Regions from separate parts of the Homo sapiens genome. Here region 1 is linked to region 2. Evidence: chromatin contacts called from ENCODE Hi-C or POLR2A ChIA-PET data. All regions are on one chromosome and are shown on one strand. Each heading gives the region's core, a stretch centred on a gene start or an enhancer-like site at or near the end of the contact. The rest is flanking DNA. Distances are from core to core; before and after follow the strand shown.

What was found. A loop is a pair of places that touch in the nucleus more often than their neighbours do. ChIA-PET counts read pairs that join two places held with the same protein, here RNA polymerase II (POLR2A). Pooled maps may share reads with other maps.
Region 1: a loop to region 2 is called in a map of PC-3, with 3 times the contacts of the local background. The contact joins two enhancer-like sites. A Hi-C loop is called at or near these places in 1 of 168 maps with a recorded cell type or tissue (PC-3) and 1 of 50 pooled maps. POLR2A ChIA-PET finds 5 or more read pairs at or near these places in 5 of 52 experiments (AG04449, K562, RWPE1 and 1 more).

Annotation. Positions count from the first base shown.
Region 1 is chr14:89,133,468-89,139,056 of GRCh38, reverse strand. No RefSeq gene overlaps it. Among named protein-coding and RNA genes, the nearest start is that of TRA-AGC15-1, 160 kb to the right of the region's middle. Within about 2 kb of position 1,361, at least 3 of the 41 ENCODE cell types and tissues checked have a DNase peak (open chromatin) inside an H3K27ac peak, as active enhancers do.
Region 2 is chr14:89,175,843-89,181,294 of GRCh38, reverse strand. FOXN3 (forkhead box N3) reads left to right here. Exons shown (of 6, transcript NM_005197.4): 5 at 489-594. Among named protein-coding and RNA genes, the nearest start is that of FOXN3-AS3, 170 kb to the left of the region's middle. Within about 2 kb of position 3,699, at least 5 of the 41 ENCODE cell types and tissues checked have a DNase peak (open chromatin) inside an H3K27ac peak, as active enhancers do.

The DNA of each region.
Region 1 (5,589 bases), core at 112-2,611, 40 kb after region 2:
GCCCGTGGGCACACCTAGGCTTCCCTCCCACCGAGGGGCAGGCGGGAGTCCTGTGAGCTGGAAGGACAGTGCACGCAGGGCAATCCCACAGTGGAGTCGAAGCTGTCAGTGTCCTCCCAGGCCCGCTGGCATTCACATTGCAATACCTGCCAAAGGACTGCCCACCACACAGCAGGCTACCTAAAGGCCTTTCCCAGGTGGGCCAGGAGAGCAGAGAAGCCCCACTCCCCGCAGCCTTCAGCCAAGGAGAGATGGAAGCTGGAGTTTCATAATCCCAGCCCCCTCCACCTTCTAGTGAAACACTTCTGAGATATGTGCTACAACCCTGCTACTCAAAGTGTGGTCCAGGGACCAGCAGCACTGACATCACTAGGAGTTTGTTAGACATGCAGAGTCTTGGGCCCCACCCTGAGCTTCTGGATCAGAGTCTGCATGTTAACAGCATCCCAGGAGCTTCGAGTGCGTGTTCAGCTTTGAGAAGCACTGCCCCATGCTGTTTTCCAAAGGTTCCAGGAGGAATAAAGACCCCATTGCCCATAGTAGCAACCTGTTCCACATCATACCTTTTACATGCTTCCTGCACTTTCCTGTTTCTCCACCTACCCACCTTCCCCAACTCAGTGCTTCCTGGGATCCCCTCCCAATTAAACTACACCGTCTCCAGGTTCATTCCTGGGGGAACCAACATAAGATCCGTGGTCTCTTTGGGACAAAGTATTGGATCTACTGCAAAGCCCAGTCCACCCCTTGCACACTATGCAATGCTGCACAAGAGAAATAAGGAAAATACTAGTATTTAGTTCTCAGGGTCCCTTCGAGGATGAAATGAGACCATTCTTGTGAGGAGTTTGCACAGTGGCTGGCACATGGTAGCCCTTCTATAAATGTTAGCTGTTGTTACTCTCCCGCTTCTGCTTCCAAAGCCACCTTAGTCCCCTGTGCCCTGTGAGTATGCAAACATCCAGGTCGTGCAGGAAGAGTGACATACAGGTTCAAAAAGGGCTTGAATCCAGCTGTGTCTGCAGTTGGCTGTGTGCACTTGGACCTACAATTTCACCCTTCTGAGCCTCAGTTTCCACACCTGTGAAATGGGAATATAAAGACCAATCTCACAGGCCATTTTAAAGAAGAAATTCAACAATGTATAGAAAGCACCTGACTCTGAGTCGGGTATACAAGTGGGTACCCAGAAGATATTTGTTGAAAGGAAAGCTGGAGGGACAGAGTTCTGAGCAGTCTGCTGGAGTGGCGGTGCCTCTCCCAGCCCAGGCCATGACTCCAGCATGACTCACCACCCCTAAACCTCAAACTTGGGCCTGGCCCTTTGCCCACTGGTGCGGCCCTCGGTGTGGGTCACCCCAGTGCTGCCTTGGCCTGAGCAAACAGGAAGAGCCAACAGGCAAGAAGGCCTGGCCTGCTGCCACTCTGAATGAGGCTCAACTTCTTGCTTCGTGCCCAGCCAGAAAAGAATGTTATTCCATGAGCCCAAATCCCTCACTGGGCAAGGCTAGCAAGAACAACTGAGGCACTGCTAGGTTTTGCAGGAGTATTGGGTGAGGGGCACCAGAATAAGGGATTATATTGAAAGGGAAAGTGTGTTCTCAGGGCATCTCCCCAACCCCTAAGGAGGGAGGGAGATTCTCCTTTGAGGGTAAATGGAGGCACAGGCCTGCTGCCTGGGAAGCAGATCTTAGCATCAGCACCAGCTGGGCAGGCCTCAACATCACCATGCGAAGCTGTTTTCTTGGAAGGGACTGCAAAATTAAAGGAAGACCAGTGATGTTTATATGCTGCTTTTAATTTTACAAAGGATTGTGTTATTCATTAGCTTATCATCTTGTCCCCTGTTGACAAGTGAGGGGAACTGAGTTCTAGAGAGGTAAATAATTGCCTTCAGTCATTTGCAAGAAGCTGAAATTTCACATCATGGATTCACAGTTCTGTGAATTCTCTACTCCAGAAAATAGACAATTTAAATGGCAGGAGAAAGAGATCCTCTGCTTTAGTGTTTAAAGTTATTTTTAAAGTAAAGGATAAGGTCTTTTATATTTGTTCAGACAGATAACATTTCTAATGCTCTTTATTTCTTGGTGTTTCCATCTAGTATCATTTTTCTTCAGTGCAAAGGACTTTAATATTTCTTGTAGTGCGGGTTTGCTGGAGATGAATTCATTCAGCTTTTAGTTTGTCAGCTTTCACTTTTGAAAGATACTTCTGCTAGGTATAGAATTCTAGGTTGACAGCTTTTTTTATTTCAGGATTTTAAAGACACATCTGTCTTGTCTTCTAACCTAACACTATTTCTGGTGAGAAATCTGCTGTCATCCTTTCTTTTGCCCCTCTGTATGTAAAGTGTACTTCCTCCCCCTACCCCGACTGCTTTTAAGATTTTCTCTTTACTACTAGTTTTAGGCAATTCAATTTTTCATGTGCCTTGGTATCATTTTCTTCCTGATTTTCGTGCCTGGAATTTCCTAGGCTTCTTAAGCCTGAATTTATAGTTTTCTTCAAATTTGCAAAAGTTTTGGCCATTACTTCTGCAAATATTTTTTCTGTTCCTACTCATTCTTCTTCAGGGGCTCCAGTTACATATATATTAGGCTGCTTGAAGTTGTTCCATAGCTCACTGATCGCTTTGCTCGTTTTGGGGCGTCATTTTTCTCTCTGTTTCACTTTGGATAGTTTCAATTGCTGTCTTTAAGTTTATTAGCATTTTTCTGCAATGTTTAATCTGTTGTTAATCCTGTGCAGTGTATTTTTATTGCAGACATTATCTTTTTCATCTCTAGTTGTTTTATTTGGTTCTTGTTTTAATGTTTTCTGTGTCTCTCTTCAGCATGCTCATGCTTTTGCCCACCTTCTTGAGCATATGGAAAACAATTATAATAACTGGCTTAATGTCCTTTTCTACTAATTATATTATCTGTGTCATGTCTGAGTCTGTTTCTACTGATCAATTTTTCTCTTCATTTGGGGCATGTTTTCCTGCTTCTTTGCACGCCTGGTAATTTTTTTTTACTGAATACTAGGTGCTGTGTTGTTGGATGCTGGATATTTTTGTTTCCCTTCAAATATTCTTGACATTTGTTCTGGTAGGCAGCTAAATTTCTTCAATCCTTTTGAGGCTTGCTTTTGAGCTTTCTTAGGTGGGACCAGAGCAGACTTTAGGGATAAAGTTTTCTTATTATTGAAACAATACCCTTCTGTATATTTTGTATATTATGACGTTTTTCTATTCCGGCTGGTGGGAACATGAACTATTCCTAGCCCGAGTGAGTCCCAGGGATTATTCAGCTTGCTCCTTTTTGTTGGTTCTTTTTCCTGCTCGGGTAGTTTTCTCACATGCATGCACTTGCACTGGTCAGTAGCCAATCAAGGGGAACCCTCTGCAGATCTTCAGAACTTTCTCTCTGTGTAGCTCTTTCTTCTCTGTGCAGTGCTCTTCTCTAAGGCATCCTGCCTTGTAAATTCTAGCTTCCTTGGCCTTCTCAAATTCTCAACTCTGTCTCGTCAACTCAGGAAGACCATCAAGCTCTCTTTGGGTTCTCCCTCCCTGTTCTGTAGCCTGAAAATTACTTCCCCTGTTTCCCTTCCCCTGGGGATTACTTTCTGTATTATCTGTTTTCTAATATCTGAAAGGTATTGTTTCATATGTTTTGTCTAGTTGTTTAAGGCAGGAGAGTAAATCCAATCCCTATTACTTCATCATGGTTCAAATATAAGTCCTTATACATTTTTTAATTAAAAAATATTTTATTGTAGTAACATACATAAAATTTACCATTTTGATCATTTTTAAGTGTACAGTTCAGTGGCATTCATTACATTCCCTCTGCCTTAGTTTTAAGTGAAAAAATGTGTCATTTTTCGTCTAACCATTATTAAGCACTTAGCACCGAGTGTTGCAGTAGATAGTGATTACACTCATCTTACAGACAAGGAACATGAAGCTCAGAAGGGAACTTGCCCAAGATCTCAGTGTCGTTGATATGGTCAGAATTTAGTCCTACTGAACCATGCTATGAACTTCATTGAGAAAGGATCCTGAAATCACACCACCTTTACTTGTCTGTAAGGACTTCCACTGCAAGCCTACCTCTTGACCTGGAGCAGACATTCCAGAAATCAGCACCCCAGTTTCCTCCTTTGCAGGAGCAAATTCACCCAGATACCAGAGGAACACCGGGCTTAGAGCCAGGCCCATATCTGAGTGGCAGTCTCTGCCACCTGTGAGGCAGGACACAGCTAGCCCAGGCCTGGTGCACAGATCCAGAGAGGAGCTCCACCCTCACTGTGTCATGCAGAGAAGGAGTGTGCTAGGGGTCTGTGTGCATGTGGAGACCACAATTCACAGTCCGCCACTCAGAGTTAAATGTCAGCTTCATTTGCTTCACTGGCTTATCTTAAATTACAATTACAAATCTTTGAAATCCCTTTTAAACTTCCTACCAGCTCCAAACAGGCACGTTAGCAGCCATTGATCCAGCACATCGGGGATTCTTCGCTTCAAGGAGTGGATCCCTTTTCGTCAGTGAATGAAAACAAGACTCTTGCCTCAAATATTCTGACAGCCTCTTTGCAAAGGCTGTGGGTCATTTACTCCCAGCCTCCACAAGAAAACCCTAGAAGCACATCCCTTTGTATGGTTTGAGTTTGTGTCGAAGGCACTCTAAGCATCCCAAGTGGGTTTTTATTAGTTATTTCTTACTAGCAGCCTATCAGGTGTGGAGCGTTTTATAGATGCTCCTTTTATAGACGGGAGTATCAAGGACATGGGATGCTCGCTGTCTCACAGCCTCTCCCACTCAGCAAATCAGGGCTTGCTCCTGGACTGGGCTGCTCTGCCCGCTGTGTAAGTAGCCCTCTTAGCCCTGCAGGGCTGGACAGGGCTTCTTGGTCCTTGCTTTTCTCCTTTGTCTGGGACATGGAGCCTAATATGCACTTGAGTAAAGATAAGCAACCCTGATCACCGTCCCTTCATCTTCAAATAGTTGCAATTTTGTGATTCCCAAGCCATCTTGAGGATGTTCCTGCAGTGGTGTGGGAGGAGGTAAGTAGGCCAACTTTACCTCCCAGTATTCGGCACAGATTCAGCATAAAACTCAGCCCCAGAGAGACCCCAGACAAGAGAACAAGAGTTCGTTTTTCCAGGGTACAGTTAAAACTACTCATTTGGTCAAATGATTTTTTTAAAAAAGATCTAGGAGGGGGCAGTTCTGGGACGCAAACTTTTCTGAGTTCATCGTTGTCTTGGTGCTTTGGTGTGGCTTGGGGAATTGGATCTGATTTTACCTGTCGGCAATGATGGAGAATCTGAGGGGCTTTGGAGCCATCGTGCTGAGCAGCAGCTCTTTGCTGACCGTTAGGGTGGAGGGGCTGCTGATATGACAGCCCCACCTGGAGTCAAGAAAGGAAACCAACCAGGGGACAGTGGCATTCCCTGAATACTGGGCACTCAGAGTCAAGGCCAGCTGTCTGGGTGTGTGATCTGTCGAGTTGCAGAGGGCCCATGCTCAAAGGCACCCCTACTTGGTTTAGTGCTCGACTGTTGCCATCTTGAAATTCTTCCTCATTTTTGAACAAGAGGCC
Region 2 (5,452 bases), core at 2,450-4,949:
TGTTAGGTTCTGACTGAAGGTAAAAGGTTATGTTTAATAAATGTGAGAAAATACTATTTGAAGCCTACTTTTGAAAACTCACTTTTTTTTTTTAACCTAGGCATTAATCCTTTGGTTGCGAGCTACTAGTCTGATTTTTACTTACCAGATTATCTTTCTGTCTGTCTTACTCTCTGGGTATCTTTTTCTGTCTCTGTTTCCCCGTGTGTGTGTGCACGTGTGTGTGTGCATGTCTGTATGTGCAGGTGTACGTACGTGTCTGCATGTGTGTGTGTGTGCGCGTGCATGACTGTGTGAGTGTGTGTCTGTGCATGTCTGTGTGACTGTGTGTGTGTGTGTGTATGTGCACGTGTGTGTGTGTGTTTCTCTCTGTCTCTGCCCTCTGTCTCTCTCTCTCTCTTATTGGTCTATCCAGAATTTCTGACTTGGAACGGAAATCTTCACAGTTGAATTCACGTGCGGTGTCTTTCTCCCCTTTGCTTTTTCAGTTCCTCCAGGAGTGATCCAAAATGGAGCGCGGGTCCTGAGCCGAGGGCTGTTTCCTGGCGTGCGGCCGCTGCCAATCACTCCCATTGGGGTGACAGCGGCCATGAGGTAAGTGGGGAGTGCGCTGGGCAGAGCCAGCCTGGGGAGTGGGAAGGGCAGCTTTCTGTCCACGGGGTCCCTTCTGGAGACAGAGAGGAGCTGCTTCGAACTAGTGACAGCAATAAACCTGGTTTGCGTGCTCAGAAATGTGAAAGTAACCCCAAGAACTCCCAATCCAAATGCCCCCTTCTCTTTCTCGGGCCACCAGATGATCCTGGTCTCTTTACAGATGAGGAGATGGAGGCAAGTTAAGTTTTTTATTCTAAGAAGGCAGGGTAAGAGGTGGGCAGAAGAAAACAGAAGGCAGGATATTAATTGGATTCTAGGCTAACGGGCCTAGCGCAAGACCCAGTCCTGTCCCTCCCCTGTCCTGTGACTCTGGGCTCAGTTCCTTCATCTGTGAAACTCCTGCCTCCTACCAGGGGTTGCGGGGAAAATCAAATGCAAAATCAGATGTGAGGCGAGCTTTGGTACGTGGTCTATAAATAGCAGGTGGCATCATTCCCCTGCTTCCAAGAATGAGGCCAGCTGCCAAACCGCATGAACCCTTCCTTGGGACATTTCTCTCCTCCATGCTCTCCATCTCCACTGTCAGCCCCGGATCAGGGTCCACCGCCAGCCTGCGGCCCTCATAGGCACCATTGGCGGAGCCTCCTCCCATCCGCCAGCTGCTTCTACACCCACTCCTGCCCATCCATCCACCACTGCCAGACCAGTTTCCTAACTCCGTGCCCCTCTAGCTGTCTGCAGAAGCACCTTCTGTGACTGCCCCTGCATCACCCTGATAGTCCTTCCTTCTCCTCGAGCCAAATGTGTTCCCCAAATATGCCCAGTATTGGCCCATCTTATTCATACAGTTTTGTCTGCATAGATTCCCCTCACCCTCATATGTAAGGCAGCACGTCCTTCAAAATCTGACACAAAAGATGATCCCTTCCCAATGCTTTTTTTAATGTGGTCTGGGAACCAGCATCAGAGAAACTTCTCTTTGCCGTGAACCGATTAGCCCCATGCTTTAGCCCTTCAATGAGTGACCCTGTATGGTAGCAGTTTCTCTGTGTGTCCCTTTCTGTCCTGGGTGCTTTGTGTCCTGAGGATGAGGGCTAGCTCTCAATCAGTTGTCTGATGCCGCATCACTATTGCATGTGCCAGGTCCTGGTTGCTTGTTTAGAAAAAGCCTGTCTCACTGAGCTGCATCCCTTGAAGGTACCATCCCTCTCCTTCTGCGTTTACGGATCAAGTTTGCACCTGAAGGCCATTTTGCTTTCATAGTGTTTCATGTCCAAAAGGAAACCAACCCAGAAAGTGTGTTTAGCTGGGCCTGAGGGAGAAGCAAGGTCAAACTCCCCTGCCGCGTGCAGCTTCTCCACGAGCTTGTCTTTTAACTCCTCCTGCTGTTGTCAGGACAAGTCGCATAATCTTCAGAGCAAAGGTCTATAGGTTCTGATAAGATGGGAAGTTGTTAGCAATTAGAATAGCAACAAATTATAAAACCACTTATCATTTCTACTAATCTGACAAGGGGATATTTTCCAAAAATACATGGAAAGGTTTTTCTTGTACCTCCCCGGTATCTTTCCTGGCTACTCTCAGGTCAATAATTCTTGAGTTCCTAAGTGGTAAGCCTCTTTCCATGAAGCCAAAATTCCAATGCTCTTACCTCACATTTATGAAAAAGACATACTCTGTTTTTCATTCTTTCTTAAAATCTTTCCTGTGTTGCCTCATAGTTTACCTTCTTGGTTGAGAAGACTTGGAGACTGTGAACTATTTTTGCTTGGAGCAACAATGTATTTTTATTAGCAGATTCTAAATATAGACTTACAGTTTATCCTCTTGACCATTTTTTTTAGTGCCTTCAAGAGTAGCTTTCACTATGGGCCCAGCCATACCTTATAGAAGGGCACAGAAAAGCCAGGCGGACAACAGGTGGACCTTCAACAGGAGCCGCCTTCTCATTTTAATTCTTACTCTCATGGCATTTATGATGACAAATTTTACTGATTAGTTCCCTCTTGAGGTGTTATTTCAACTACCGATGGTTTCTTTCTAGTTAGAGAATAACAAAGCACTGCAGCAAACAGTCTTGTTTCTGTTGAAAGTTGCCACTCATGCAGTCCACTGAGTGCCTCAGCTGGGCTCCTTCCAGAGTAAAAGAAAACAAGACAGCCTCTGAGCCAAACTTGTGTATCAGACAGGTTCAGTAGGGAGACAGAAACCACACCAAGTAATTGAACAGAGAGACTTTAATGTTAACCAGGGCTGGGTGTGGTGGCTCATGCCTATAATCTCAGCACTTTGGGAGGCTGAGGCAGGAGGATCACTTGAGGCCAGGAGTTCAAGACCAGCCTGAGCAACATAGGGAGATCCCAGCTCTACAAAAAGTTTAAAAATTCGCCGAGGCCGGGCACATTGGCTCACGCCTGTAATCCCAACACTGAGAGGCTCCGGCGGGTGGATCACTTGAGCTCAGGAATTTGAGACCAGCCTGGGCAACATGGCGAAAACTTATCTCTATTTAAAAAAAAAAAAAAAATGACCTGGGCATGGTGGCACACACCTGTGACCTAGCCACTCTGGAGGCTGAGGTGGGAGGATCCCTTGAGCCTGGGAGGTCAAGACTGCAGTGAGCCGAGATTACTCCACTGCACTCCAGCCTGGGTGACAGAGTGAGACCATGTAAAAATCAAAATGATTAGAAAGAAAGCAAAGCTGTGAACCAGGTAGGAAGTTATTAACTAGGTAACTGAAAGGGTAAAAGATGACTCAGGGTATCATGGAGAGAGTCATTGCAGGAGGCAGCTACCACCTCTAGGGTTGACGGAACAAAGGGAAGAGGTTGGAATGATCACCCCATGGAGCTGAAACTCACCTTTGCGTGGGGGGCAGGGACTAGGAAGCAGCCTCTGATGGTGCTGGTGCCCCTAAGGGAACACAGTTCTGCAAGTGCTGGAAAAACTGCAAACTGGGTTTGGCACCTCCGAGAATGAATGCTGCTGCTGAGGTACAGAGGCATTGCTGGGTGGCACAAGAACAGGAAACAGGCAGGAGCCAGTTCTATCTTTCTCCACCACCTTCTCAGTCTCTCTATGGCACCCCCTGGTGGCGGAGCCTCACATGGAACCCAGTGGTAAAGTCCAGCCCCAGCCCCAGCCCCAGCCCCAGCCCCAGTTTGGGAAACAGAGTAGAAGGGTGGGTTTGAGACTGAGTGGCAATAGCTTTGTAATGGCACAGCTTGCTTCATCTCTGTCCACTACAAAAGGATGTATAGTCTAATTAAGGAGTGACTTTCCTGAGCATCATAGGAGTTTTGAACAAAATCATTTTGGTAAAATGTGAAACCATAGTTTGCAGAAGCTAGGCAAGTTACGATTTGCATAAACAGATAACCAGTAAAGAGGCCGGGCACGATGGCTCACACCTGTAATCCCAGCACTTTGGGAGGCCGAGGCAGGCAGATCACCTGAGGTCAGGAGTTCAAGACCAGCCTGGCCAACATGGTGAAACATCATCTCTACTAAAAGTACAAAAATTAGCTGGGTGTGATGGTATGTGCCTGCAGTCCCAGCTACTCAGGAGGCTGAGATGGGAGAATCGCCTGAACCCAGGAGGTGGAGGTTGCAGTGAGCCGAAATTGTGCCATTGCACTCCAGCCTGGGCAACAGGGCAAGACTCTGTCAAAAAAAAAAAAAAAAAAAAAGAAAGAAAGAGAGAGAGAGATAACCAGTAAAGAAAACCATTGTGCATTAGCAGTTAATTGTCCAAATACCAATTCTGAACTTGCCCCCCTCAGTTTTAAGGGAAATTAGGGGAAGAGGGGTAGTAAGCTCTGGAACATTAGGGGTACTTGCTTGTAGTATCTTTGCCCTCTTTTTGTAGGGCAGGTAGTAGACACTGAGATGCTTTTGGAAAGAAGGAACACAAACATAGCTATGGAGGCATCTGCCTAATCAGTGTCTGTGTAAAACCCATTAAGAAGTGCTTGGGGAAAAACATCTTGTTTTGCATTTTCACATTCATCATAATTTTAACATTTTTAATTTGGCCACATGTCAGTGGAACCCAAACTCAGCCAAGGCTAAAAAGGAAAGCAGTGCAGTGGAGACTAGAACAACACAGAATGTTATCTCCCAGACCACGTGGCAGTGCCCAAGTATTCTGTGTGTGCTCAGATGTTTACAGGGGTTGCTGCCCCAGTCTGTTCAGCTGGGGCCCAGGGAGGGCGGGAGAGTCATTAGCACCCACTAAAGACCAATTTCCCACTCTCTTTTGTGTGACAGGTTTTCCTTGTGAATCTAAGCGACTTCTCCTTAAGTGAAAATATTTGTCTTTCAGGGATTTTTTTTTCCTCCACAGAGTGGCAAAGGCCATGTTTGTTTGTCTTAACTCTGAAACTGTTATTGACATAGATGAAGTGTTACTTTTATTAGCTGATCATTACACAGCTTCTATTTGCCAGGTTCCTTTGCATATAATTATGATGTGAAATCTCCTTGTAAGAGTATCTGTCAATAGTGTAATTGACTTTACGGTGTTGACTTTTTACTCAATAACCTCCAAGATTGGCCCATCCTTAGACGTTGGAAACCTGCTTATTTTTAAATTTGCCTGGGCGTCAAGTCCTCAAGACACATCATCCTCAAAATAACTACTCACACATCTTAAAGTTTTATGCCTGTGTCTTCGGCTGCTTTCCCAGGAAAATCCCTTGCAGAGATTGCATTGAATGGAACCCATGATGGATAGCCCTGGGAGAGCTGTTGCTGGCCTTCTTGGGAAGGAGGAGTCCCAGGTTTCTTACATTCACAGCATCGTGGGCTGTCCCACACCCTGGGTTGGGTCACAGCAACCTCCCTGGATCTCAGCC